3 separate regions of the Homo sapiens genome follow, and regions 2 and 3 are each linked to region 1. The links are chromatin contacts, found by Hi-C or POLR2A ChIA-PET in ENCODE. All regions are on one chromosome and are shown on one strand. Each heading gives the region's core, a stretch centred on a gene start or an enhancer-like site at or near the end of the contact. The rest is flanking DNA. Distances are from core to core; before and after follow the strand shown. Region 1 overlaps ADCY7 (adenylate cyclase 7). Region 2 overlaps NKD1 (NKD inhibitor of Wnt signaling pathway 1). Region 3 has its middle 16 kb from the start of SNX20.

Region 1 (3,799 bases), core at 547-3,046:
GTCACCCAGGCTGGAGTGAAGTGGTGTGATCATAGCCCGCTGCAGCCTCAACCTCCCAGGGCTCAGGCAATCCTCCCACCTCAGACTCCTGCGTAGCTGGGACCTCAGCTATGCAGGAGGCTAAGGTGGGAGAATTACCTGAGCCTGGGGAGACTTAGGCTGCAGTAGGCCATGTATTTTTTGTAGAGATGGGGTTTTGCCATGTTGCCCAGGCTAGTCTTGAACTCCTAAGCTCAAGCAATCTACCCTCCTCAGCCTCCGAAGTGTTAAGCTTTCAGGCACTGTACCCAGCAAAAATCTTGTTTATTTTTTTAAATAGCCCACTGATACAAATTTCAGATGTCTGCAAGCCGTGCTTCACAGAAAAGGGAGCTGAGTCTCAGAGAGGGACACAGTGGCCCCTTTGTGACAACACTGTGAGCTGACCCCACACTTGCCATGCTCAGCCCATATGGGTTCCTTCTTTCCCCAGCACCATTCATTCCTTAGCATATTCATTGATTCCAAAAAGGCTTGTGAATCACACCTACGCCTGCCAGCCCTTATATCTCCTGTGTGCTAGTCTGGGCTCTCTCTCCCCAGGGATCCCCATCAGTCTCCAAAGGTAGGAAAATTACCAAAATTGTGCAATCCCTCACACAGCAATGGGGACTTGGGGACAGCTGCCATATTCCCAGCAGGAACCTTGCATGAAGGGGGCAACCCTGGACCAAGAGTCCACGCCCCCAGTGTCCTCCAGGCCTGCCTCAGATTGGAACCAGGACAGGGCCAGAGGCAGAGGGCAGGGAGGCTGTGAGACACGGGACAGCTCAGAGCAGTCACAGGGCACAAATGGCCAGCCGCCAGCAGAAGCTTCAAAGGACAGCTGGTCCAGCGGAGGGAAGATGGCCAGGTGAGCCCCCAGCCCCCAAAGGCAAAAAGCAGGATATCCAGGGTCCCCAAGTCCCCAACCAGCACCTGCTAGTATGAGATCCCTGGGGCCACCTCAATTCCAGGAGCCACCTCAGGCTCTATTTCCTCTGGAAGTTCCTATTCCATCACCACACACCAGGAACAAAATGGTAAAACCACATATTTGGGGAAGGAGGAAGGGGTCATTTGCTGGGGGCCCCATCCCCTTCAGTGCCTGGGCAGGTGTCTACAGGCCTTGGCACCTGTTCAACGAGGGGCAACCCTTCAGGGATGTGGCCAAGAGCTGTCAAAGTGCCCAAAGTGCTCAGACAGGCTACAAATCTGATTTCTACGTGAAATGATGATTTTTAAATGTTGGCAGCTGATTTCAAATTTTTCAATATTTGCAGCCCACTAGTTTACAACCTCTAAATCTAAACTAATCAGTCTGTATTCCACAAGAGGCATTTACTGTGTGCTAACCATATACATCCAACCCTGTGCTGTGGGGGTTGCCAAACAAGATAAGGTCCCTGCCTGAGATACATTCAATTCAGCACCCCCCACCCCAAAATAGCCCTTTGCAGTAATAACAGCAGCAGTTCCTGTCACCCCCGGCACCTGCACACACATTCACTCTCATCTTCACAACCGGCAAAGGCCAAGGTGGCACCACCGTCTCACAGATGCAGAACTGAGCCCAGAGAGGCAGAGTGGTTGCCTAAGATCACACTGCTGGAGCTGGTGGACAGATAGGCTGGGATGCAAACCCAGGTCTGCCAGCTCCCAAACCAGGGCTCCTCAGCCCAGGCTTGCCCACTGACATCCCGGGGGACTGAGCCAGATGCCACAGCACACAAACAGCAAACCCACCTGACCCCTGGCCTGCTGCCAAACACCAGTGCACCAGGACAGCCAGGCTGAGAAGCTCCAAACACCAGAGGGCTGAGGCCACTCCCCACAACTGCTCCATCTCCCAGGCAAAGCCCCCAGACCAGAGCTGAGGCGGCCAGACACGTGCATGAAAGTGCAAGTGTGAGAGTGTGTGGACACACCCGCTCCAGGCACACAAAGCCAGGCTGGGCCACCACGAGGAAAGGGAGGAACCAGCTGAGAGAGTCCCAAGGGCCCGTGGGAACACAGGCCTGGTAAACACGCCTCTCAAGGAACTCATTAGGCCACTTTCTGGGCAACGGCAGGCAGGCGCAGGTGGACAGTGGACAACATGGGCACAAGGACTTCAGCCCATCCAGGGACCTTGGCCAGCTCCTGGAACAAGCCGGGCACCGTGAGGCCTGGGGGGAATGAACTCACTGATCACATCTCCAGAGGGGGCCCAGGAACCCACCACCAGTGGCATGTCCCCAGGCCAGCTCCTCCCTAGGAGCCACCCCGCCAAAGCCAGACCCAGAGGCACCCCCTGCCCGGGAAGTTTTCAAGGCCTCCTGTCCAATCACCAGTTCTTCCACCAGCCCTCGACTCAGTTGGCAACAGGGAGGGCCTCCCCACAAGGCCCTGGATAAAGGAATCCTTCTGCCATGTCTGAGACACATCCAATCCAGGGCTCCCGGATTGAATGACCCTGCTGTTAGCTTGCACACCTCCATGACGGGGGGGCTCACCACCTCTCAGGGCAGTCTCCTCCATCACTGGGCACTTTTTCTGGCCCTGAGTCCTCCCTTAGCTCAAGGCAAGCCCTGCCTCCCTGTCACTCCCTCACCCACACCGCATGGGTCCTGTCTGAACTCCAAAGCCACCAAGAGCAGAGGTATCACGTCCCCTCTTCCTGAGGAGACTGCAGTCCCAGGGGGTCCCTTACTTACTCTCACCTCACGACCACCCCAGTGGTAGAGCAGGGTGAGCAGCCCCATTTTAAAGAAGAGGGGACTCCCCTGTGGGGAAGGTGTCCACATGGGAGGAGGGTATTTCATGCTTCTGCTGTGCAATGTCCCTTCTCCCGACCCTCAGTACCCTGGTTCATGGGCCACATGACCCCAGTGTGGCCAATCAGCAAAGTCCCTCTCAAGCCCTAATGCCACAGGCCTGGGAAGTGAAGGCTCTCTTTGGACTTCTGCTGACCCAGGGAAAGAGGCGTTCTCTTTTGTCGGTGACCTGACACTGTCAGCAGACACCCGAGCCACCACAAGGAGAGAGCCCACCTGAAACTGACACCAACATGGAGAACTGGCACAAGACAGGGGCCTGGCAACACCTCCTGGGGTCACAGGAGCCAGCTGTGCCTGAAGCTTACGCAACCTCTAGATATTTAACCACATGGGACAAGCAATGCCCCTTTCAGCTTCAGCCAGTTTGAGCTTCTGTCACTCGCAACCAAGAGTCTCAAAGTCCACATCAGGCTTCTGGACCCAGTTTGTTGCGTCTAACAAGCACCCGTGGCCCCTCAGTGGGTTCAGAGTCAACTGGAAGGGTCTCAGTCAGCACAGAGGTAAGAGTGTGCCCCTGCAGACACAGCCAGTCCTCCAGAAAGGAGCTGGGTCTTGGAGGGGACAGCCCCGCTCATCCCTCCATCACACTTTCCAGGCTCCACAGCCCAGCCCCAGCCAGGAGTTCAGGAGTTTAAGACCAGCCTGGGCAATATAATGAGACCCCATCGCTATAAAAAGTTGTTTATTTTTTTTTTAATTAGCCAGGCTTGGTGGCATACACTTGTAGTCCAAGCTACTTGAGAGGCTGAGGCAGGAGAATTGCTTGAACCCAGGAGGTCAAGGCTACATTCACTGAACTATGATCATGCCACTGCACTCCTGCCTGGGTGATAGAGAATCCTGTCTGGAAAAAAAAAAAAAGCTGGGATTTAAACACAGGATATCCGGGGTCCCTATCACCCTCATGGGGCTGGCATCCAGAAATCCCATAATATCCCAAAACACCAACCTCTTCCCTACAA
Region 2 (3,606 bases), core at 594-3,093, 300 kb before region 1:
AAAAAAAATAGCTGGGCATGGTGGCAGGCACCTGTAATCCCAGCTACCAGCTACTCAGGAAGCTGAGGCAGAAGAATCACTTGAACCTTGGAGGTGGAGGTTGCAGTGAGCCGAGATTGTGCCACTGCACTCCAGCCTGGGCAACAAAGTGAGACTCCATCTCAACAACAACAACAACAAAAAAAAGGCTTAATGCTAATGGCCACAAACTCATAATGGCAGTAAAGGAGCAAACGGCATTGCCAGGTGGTGTGGGGCCCAGACCATGCCCCCACATGGCCTGAGGCTTGGGTCCTGGCTCTGTCACCTACAGGTTGTGTGATGCTGGGCAAACTAATAAACTTCTTTGTACCTTAGTTTCCTCCTCTGTATGATGGGCAAATAATAATATCTGCCTTGTGGAGTTGCTGGGAGCATTAAATTAGCTCACATTTGTAAAGCGCTTGGAAAACAATACCTAGTTCCTTAGAAGCACCATATAAATGCTTGTTAAATAAATAAAAATGAAGGTGAATATAAAGTACATAAAGACACACTTGTAATGTAAAAGAAGGATGACCATCTCAAGAAAAAGAAGGATGACTGTTTCTAAACATCTTTAGCATTCGTTGGTTTTAACATATAGGAGGGTGTGAACACATGTGGGGATTTTTTTCTTCCTCCATCAGGCATAGGCCAGACTTACATGAGGATCTGATGTGTTCTAATATTATTTGAACAAACACAAAAGTATCAGTATGGGGAGATGAGGTTAAGCCCAAGAGTTCTGGAAAAGGTTGGGCCTCCTCCAAAAATGGGAAAGCTGGATTGGCAGGAGAGGTCACCTATAGTATCAAGGTCAAAAGAGTGTTCAGGGCCAGGCACAGTGGCTCATTCCTGTAATCCCAGCACTTTGGGAGGCCAAGGCAGGAGGATCACTTGAGCCCAGGGGTTCAAGACCAGCCTGGGAATCATAGCAAGACCTGTCTACAAAAAATTTAAAAATTAGCCTGGCATGGTGGCATGCAACTGTAGTCCCAGCTACTCAGGAGGCTGAGGCAGGAGGATTGCTTGAGCTCAGGAATGGGAGGCTGCCGTCAGCTGGGATGGTGCCATTGCACTCCAGCCTGAACAACAGAGCAAGACCCTGTCTCAAAAAGAGAAAAGGAAAAAAAAGAGAAGAGAAAAGAGAGGAGAGGAGAGGAGAGGAGAGGAGAGGAGAGGAGAGGAGAGGAGAGGAGAGGAGAGGAGAGGAGAGAAGAGAAGAGAAGAGAAGAGAAGAGAAGAGAAGAGAAGAGAAGAGAAGAGAAGAGAAGAGAAGAGAAAAGAAAAGAAAGCATTCAGCAAAGGCCTCCAACATGATCCATTTGCCCGCTGCCTTTATAGGGGAGCGTGAACTACCCAGACTTGGGCCACCACCTCTGGAGGGATGAACCCTCGGGGCGGCTCCACTAATTACAGGTTGGAACTAGCAAGGCACAGCCCTGTCTTAATGGTGCCCCCGACCAGGCTGACTAGAGTGGGCTGCAAGTGCCAGCTGCCCAGAGCTTCCACCGTGCAGCACCTCAGGGCATGCTGGGCTATAGAAAAGCAAAACCAAACAAAACCCATGAGGAAGGCGTGGGCTTAAAAAGCTCTTTTTCACCACCAGTGAAGTTTAATGCTTAAAAAGGAAGTCAAGAAACTCGACTGGTGCTTGCGTCTGAGGGACTGGCGCGAGGAAACTCATTTCCGTATTCTCTCTACTTTCGTGTCTGTCTGAAATGTTCTATGAGAAATAGTATTAAAAAGGGGAACTTAGTCTAAAGAACAGGGGCTTGAGTTTAAACCATCTTGGGAGAAGCAGCCAGGCCCAAGGCTCACCAAGAGTCACCGCGCAACGAGGAAGATCTGAGTGCTGGGGTCGGAGAGGACATTAGGTTTCCTTTAGGCACAGTGAGGTCACAGCAAAATAGGAAGACCAAATGGTGTGCCGCACTGACCATGTGCCAGATGCCCTCCCAAGCGCCCCATGTTTATAACTCATTTAATCGTCACAACAACCATGAGGCAGACGTTGCTACTTCCCCATTCTACAAACAAGGAAACTGAGGCAGACAGTAGTTAAGAAATATGAGGCCAGGCATGGTGGCTCACGCCTGTAATCCCAGCACTTTGGGAGGCTGAGGCAGGTGGATCCCTTGACGTCAGGAGTTTGAGACCAGCCTGGCCAACATGGTGAAACCCCATCTCTACCAAAAATACAAAAATTAGCCGGGCATGATGGCGGGCGCTGGTAATCCCAGCTAATCGGGAAGCTGAGGTGGAAGAACTCTCTTGAACCCAGGAGGTGGAGGTTGCAGTGAACCGAGATCACACCACTGCTCTCCAACCTGGGCAACAGAGCAAGACTCTGTCAAAAAAAAAAAAAAAAAAAAAAAAGCAGAAGAAAAGAAAAGAAAAGAAACTTGAACAAGTAGCTAACAAGTGGCAGCACTGGGATTTCAACCCAGCCTACCTGGGCATGAGGCTGAGCTCTAGCCACCCTGCTGAGCTGCTGCTTCATTTCAGCCAAGAACAGATCTCAGCCCAGTGGGGTCAGATGCAGAAACAATGGCAAAACAATGGATTAAAGCTATAGCCTCAACAGCATAGCTTTGGCATGGGCTTATTTGCAAGGGCAGACAAGCTGATAACTACCGTTACCTGCTGTTAGGGTATGTGACCTGTCATTCTAAACTTGCAGTCTCAGTCCCAGTTATTTAAGTTAACTTGAAATCAGCATTTAAATCTTTAAGAAATACTGGTTCCTCTATTAGATATGTAAGTTGAATGAACTGAGCAATAAACAAAATACTGAAGGGTGTAAGTTTTCCTTTCCATGTATGAATGTGGCCTGGACATTAAGGAATCCCATCAGTACCAGGCCACCAGCCATTCCCGTTTCATTTGCTGTCCACCCAAATCAGCCACACCTGCCCTGAGGACATCTGCACTAGGGCAGTGATCCCCAACCTTTTTGGCACCAGGGACCGGTTTTATGGAAGACAATTTTTCCATGGATGGGGGCAAAGGGAGAGGGGTCGGCAGACGGTTTCGGGATGAAACTGTTCCACCTCAGATCATGAGGCATTTGATAGATTTCCATAAGGAGCACACAACCTGGATCCCTTGTATGCACAGTTCACGATAGGGTTTGCACTTCTGTGAGAATCTAATACCACTGCTGATTTTGACAGGAGGCAGAGCTCAGACGCTCACCTCCTGTAGTGCTGCCCAGTTCCTAATAGGCCACAGACCTGTACCCACCCTTGGCCCAGGGTTTGGGGATCCCTGCTCTAGGGAACTCTTTGGGATTCCATTTACTGATTCAACTCTGGACTTAGGTCCATGATACATCCCAGCTGTAGAAGCAGAGGGAAGTCCAGAGGTAAAGCATCTCTCCTTAGTGACCCACACCTTCTTTCAGATCCATCAAGATATATGCAAACTGCAGAGCAATTTTTCCATGTCAGACATAGAAGCCAGAGAACAAAAGTTACGTGGAAAGCCTAGATAATGCTTTTCCCCCCAAAGTAATACAATGTTGGGCTATGTTAATAGAAGTATTACACCTATATTTTGGGAGGTGACGATTCTACTATTTTC
Region 3 (3,439 bases), core at 137-2,636, 380 kb before region 1:
CTTAGTTCTGCTTTCCTCCACTGTGCCTTCGCTCTCAGAGAGAGCTCTCCCCTGGCAGTGACAAGATGGCTGCAGCAGCTCCAGCAACCTCAGAGGACTCCCCCATCCAGGGTCCTTGTGAGCTCCTCATCTGTAGGATGTGCAGTAAACACTCACGTGTCCTTTCCTGAGGAGCCCAGTGGCTGGGGTGGGGGCTGAGGGGCAGCCCCTATGCCCTCACAGTGCAGCAACCTTGGTTAGCTCACCCATCAGGGCAGACTTGGGCAGAAATCATGTCTTGGCATATTGTTTTGTAATCTGCTTTTTAAATTGTCACTATATATTATGAGCATTTCCCTATAATATACAATATTCTTCCACATTATGTTTAATGGTTTCATTGTATTCTAATGCATATTCTATAGTTATTTTAACCACCCCACAATGTTGCAAAATGTCCTTATTTGGGACAACACTGCTGCAAACACTTTGACCCATATGTCCTTTTTGTGTGCACTCTTATGGCAACTTCTAACGGTGGCATTTCTGAATCATAGACACTTTTTTGACTTCTACATATTTTATTTTTTTAGTTGACAAAAACTGTATTTATGAATCATAAACACTTAATGATTTTGCTATTACTTAATTTTTCTTTCTTCAGAAAGGCTGTATTCACTCCTCCCCCAGCTAAGTGTGAGAGAGGCCCTTGAACTTTGCATAACAGTGGCTGTCGGCATTTTAAATTTTTTTTTTTTTAGATGGAGTCTTGCTCTGTGGCCAGGCTGGAGTGCGGTGGCACGATCTTGGCTCACTGCAACTTCTGCCTCCTGGGTTCAACTGATTCTCCTGCCTCAGCCTCCCAAGCAGCTGAGATTACAGGCGCCCGCCACCACGCCTGGCTAATTTTTGTATTTTTAGTAGAGACAGGGGTTTTACCATGTTGGCCAGGCTGGTCTCGAACTCCTGACATTGTGATCCACTCACCTCGGCCTCCCAAAGTGATGGGATTACAGCTATGAGCCACCGCTCCTGGCCTTTAAACTATTTTTTTCTTTTTGAGACAGAGTCTCGTTCTTGTCTCCCAGCCTGGAGTGCAGTGGCGTGATATAGGCTCACTGCAAACTCCGCCTCCTGGGTTCAAGCGATTCTCCTGTCTCAGCCTCCTGAGTAGCTGGGATTACAGGCGCCCGCCACCACGCCCGGCTAATTTTTGTACTTTTTTTAGTAGAGACGGGGTTTCGCCATGTTGGCCAGGCTGGTCTCGAATTCCTGACCTCAGGTGATCTAAGCTATTTTTACTGGTTTAATCTTATTCCCTTTCCACGGGGCAGGTCTGGAGAGACCGAGAGGATCTGATCCTGCAATTTAAAAAGTAGACAGCAGATGGCGCTGCCGCCTCGGCGGCTCCGAACGCATCGCCGCGGTGCGGGCGGAAAAAGCTGAAACAGCTGGGAAACCGAAACTTTCTCCAGGCTTCTGAAAGCCCTTAGACGGGATTTGAAATCATGCTGGAAAGAGCTTTGCTGCCTCTATAACCTCTCCCCAGCAAGTGTTTTGATGGGGGGTCCCCGGGCGACCTCCACTTGGGGTTTGGGACCTCACTCCCTTTCTGCCCCTCCATCCTCTTCCCTCAGCCCAGAAGCCCCAAAAGGCGGAGGCCACCGCCCTCCACTTCCCGCAAGCGGAATCCGCAGGGTTTCACAAGAGAGGGCGCTGCAAATAGCCAGTATCAGCGCCCCCAGGAGCAGGATCGGCCATGGCTTCCGAGAACGGGCCTAACTGCGCCTCTCTCGGTCTGGGGGGAGAGGCCCTTCCCCAGTAAGGCCCGCGCCACGTCGCTTTCCAGGGGGAGAGATTGAATAACCTGCTCCTCCCAGATCCCATCTCCCACCTTTTCAGGACCCAGATGGCGTGGGGGACTCCCCACCCATCTGCCTACTGAACTGGGGGAGTGAGAAGAGGACTCCCAGAGGACACCACTAGTGACCTTTTAATTCACCAGTAGACACACAAGGCTATAGAGACTGTGAGTAATGTGGGTTGGATAAATAAGTATAAGAAAGGAAAATGGAAGGAGGCTGGGAGGAAAAGAAAAGAGAAATGACGTTCCCTGCTTGTTAGAGTATAAATGGTACAACCACTTAAGAAAACCATTTGGCACCATTCCTCAAAGCTGAACGTAAACTGTCCTGTAAGTACCCAGCAATGCCGCCCTTAGGAATATACCCTATAGACAGATAGGCAAGCATGCTCACCAAAAGACATGTACCACAACTGCACAGCAGGAACAGCTCCTGATACTGTCCCCCAGCTGGAAACAACCCAAGTGTCTGCGAACCATAAAACAGAGAAGGGACTTGGGGTATTCTTATGTGGAACATGAGGCAGTTATGAAACAAGCTATGCTTGGACACAAGGAAGTGGATGAACCTCACAAGAGACTGCATGAAAGAAGCCAGACACAGACGGATGCAGCCTGTGTGGTTCCATTTCCTGAAGGCCAAGGGCAGGTCGGACTCAACCAGAGGGCTGAAGCATGCTTGCTTAGATGGCAAAACTCCTGTACTAGGGTTCTCCGGAGAAAAAGAACCAAGAGCAGAGATAGATATGGATATGGACATATAGTATATGTCTATATATTTGCATATAATGAGATTTAGTATAAGCGATGAGCTCCTAGAATTATGGCGGCTGAGAAGTCCCAGCATCTGCCATCTGCAAGCTGGAGACCCAGGAAGGCCGGTGGTGCAGTTTGAAGGCCTGAGAGCCAGCGAGCTGACAGTGTAGACTCTAGTCCAGGTCTGCAGGCCTGGGAACCAAGAATGCTAAGAGCAGGAGATCCAGGCTCCAGCTTGGCGATCAGAGAGGAGGCAAATCCAACGGTCCTCTGCCTTTTTTGTTCCGAACAGGCCTTCAGTGAGTTGGAAGATGCCCGTTCACATGGGGGAAGACCGTCTGTCACACTCAGGGCATCAACTCCAATGCTAATCTATCCTAGCAGACATACCCAGAAATAATGTTTAAGCAGACATCCGGGCATCCCATGGCCCGGTTAAGCTGACATAAAATTAACCATCACAACTCCTGAAATTAAAAAAAGCAGAAAGGGTTACTATAAAAGTTGAGATGGTGGTTATCACTTCGAGGGGGTGAGGAGGTTTTGACTGGGATGGGGACAGTGAGGAGTCTCAGTTCTTACTCTAGGGTGATGGTTGTAAAAGTATTTGCTTAGTAATAATTTGTTAAGCTGTACACTTTTATGCACTTTTCTCCGTGTGTTCTATTTCACAATAAGAATATCTTAATAGGCTGGGTGCAGCAACTCACACCTGTAATCCCGGCACTTTGGGTGGCTGAGGTGAGAGGATCACTTGAGGCCAGGAGTTTGAGACCAGCCTGGCCAACATAGTGAGACCCTGTCTCTACAAAAAGAAATTAAAATTTAAAAATGTTAAAA

The links. A loop is a pair of places that touch in the nucleus more often than their neighbours do. ChIA-PET counts read pairs that join two places held with the same protein, here RNA polymerase II (POLR2A). Pooled maps may share reads with other maps.
Region 2: a pooled map shows a loop between it and region 1 (7-fold over the local background). The contact joins two enhancer-like sites. A Hi-C loop is called at or near these places in 1 of 168 maps with a recorded cell type or tissue (vagina), 1 of 37 single-sample maps with no recorded cell type and 4 of 50 pooled maps. POLR2A ChIA-PET finds 5 or more read pairs at or near these places in 1 of 52 experiments (activated B cell).
Region 3: a pooled map shows a loop between it and region 1 (4-fold over the local background). The contact joins two enhancer-like sites. A Hi-C loop is called at or near these places in 1 of 37 single-sample maps with no recorded cell type and 8 of 50 pooled maps. POLR2A ChIA-PET finds 5 or more read pairs at or near these places in 7 of 52 experiments (B cell, CD4-positive, alpha-beta T cell, CD4-positive, alpha-beta memory T cell and 3 more).

What each region holds. Positions count from the first base shown.
Region 1 is chr16:50,282,613-50,286,411 of GRCh38, reverse strand. All of the region lies in intron 1 of ADCY7 (adenylate cyclase 7), which reads right to left. Among named protein-coding and RNA genes, the nearest start is that of MIR6771, 8.1 kb to the left of the region's middle. RefSeq lists an enhancer at 1,977-2,478. Within about 2 kb of position 1,796, at least 7 of the 41 ENCODE cell types and tissues checked have a DNase peak (open chromatin) inside an H3K27ac peak, as active enhancers do.
Region 2 is chr16:50,587,393-50,590,998 of GRCh38, reverse strand. All of the region lies in intron 3 of NKD1 (NKD inhibitor of Wnt signaling pathway 1), which reads right to left. Among named protein-coding and RNA genes, the nearest start is that of NKD1-AS1, 24 kb to the left of the region's middle. RefSeq lists an enhancer at 2,307-2,892. Within about 2 kb of position 1,843, at least 9 of the 41 ENCODE cell types and tissues checked have a DNase peak (open chromatin) inside an H3K27ac peak, as active enhancers do.
Region 3 is chr16:50,663,483-50,666,921 of GRCh38, reverse strand. It overlaps a transcript of SNX20 not described here. Among named protein-coding and RNA genes, the nearest start is that of SNX20, 16 kb to the left of the region's middle. RefSeq lists enhancers at 1-140, 1,205-1,706 and a silencer at 1,280-1,369. Within about 2 kb of position 1,386, at least 21 of the 41 ENCODE cell types and tissues checked have a DNase peak (open chromatin) inside an H3K27ac peak, as active enhancers do.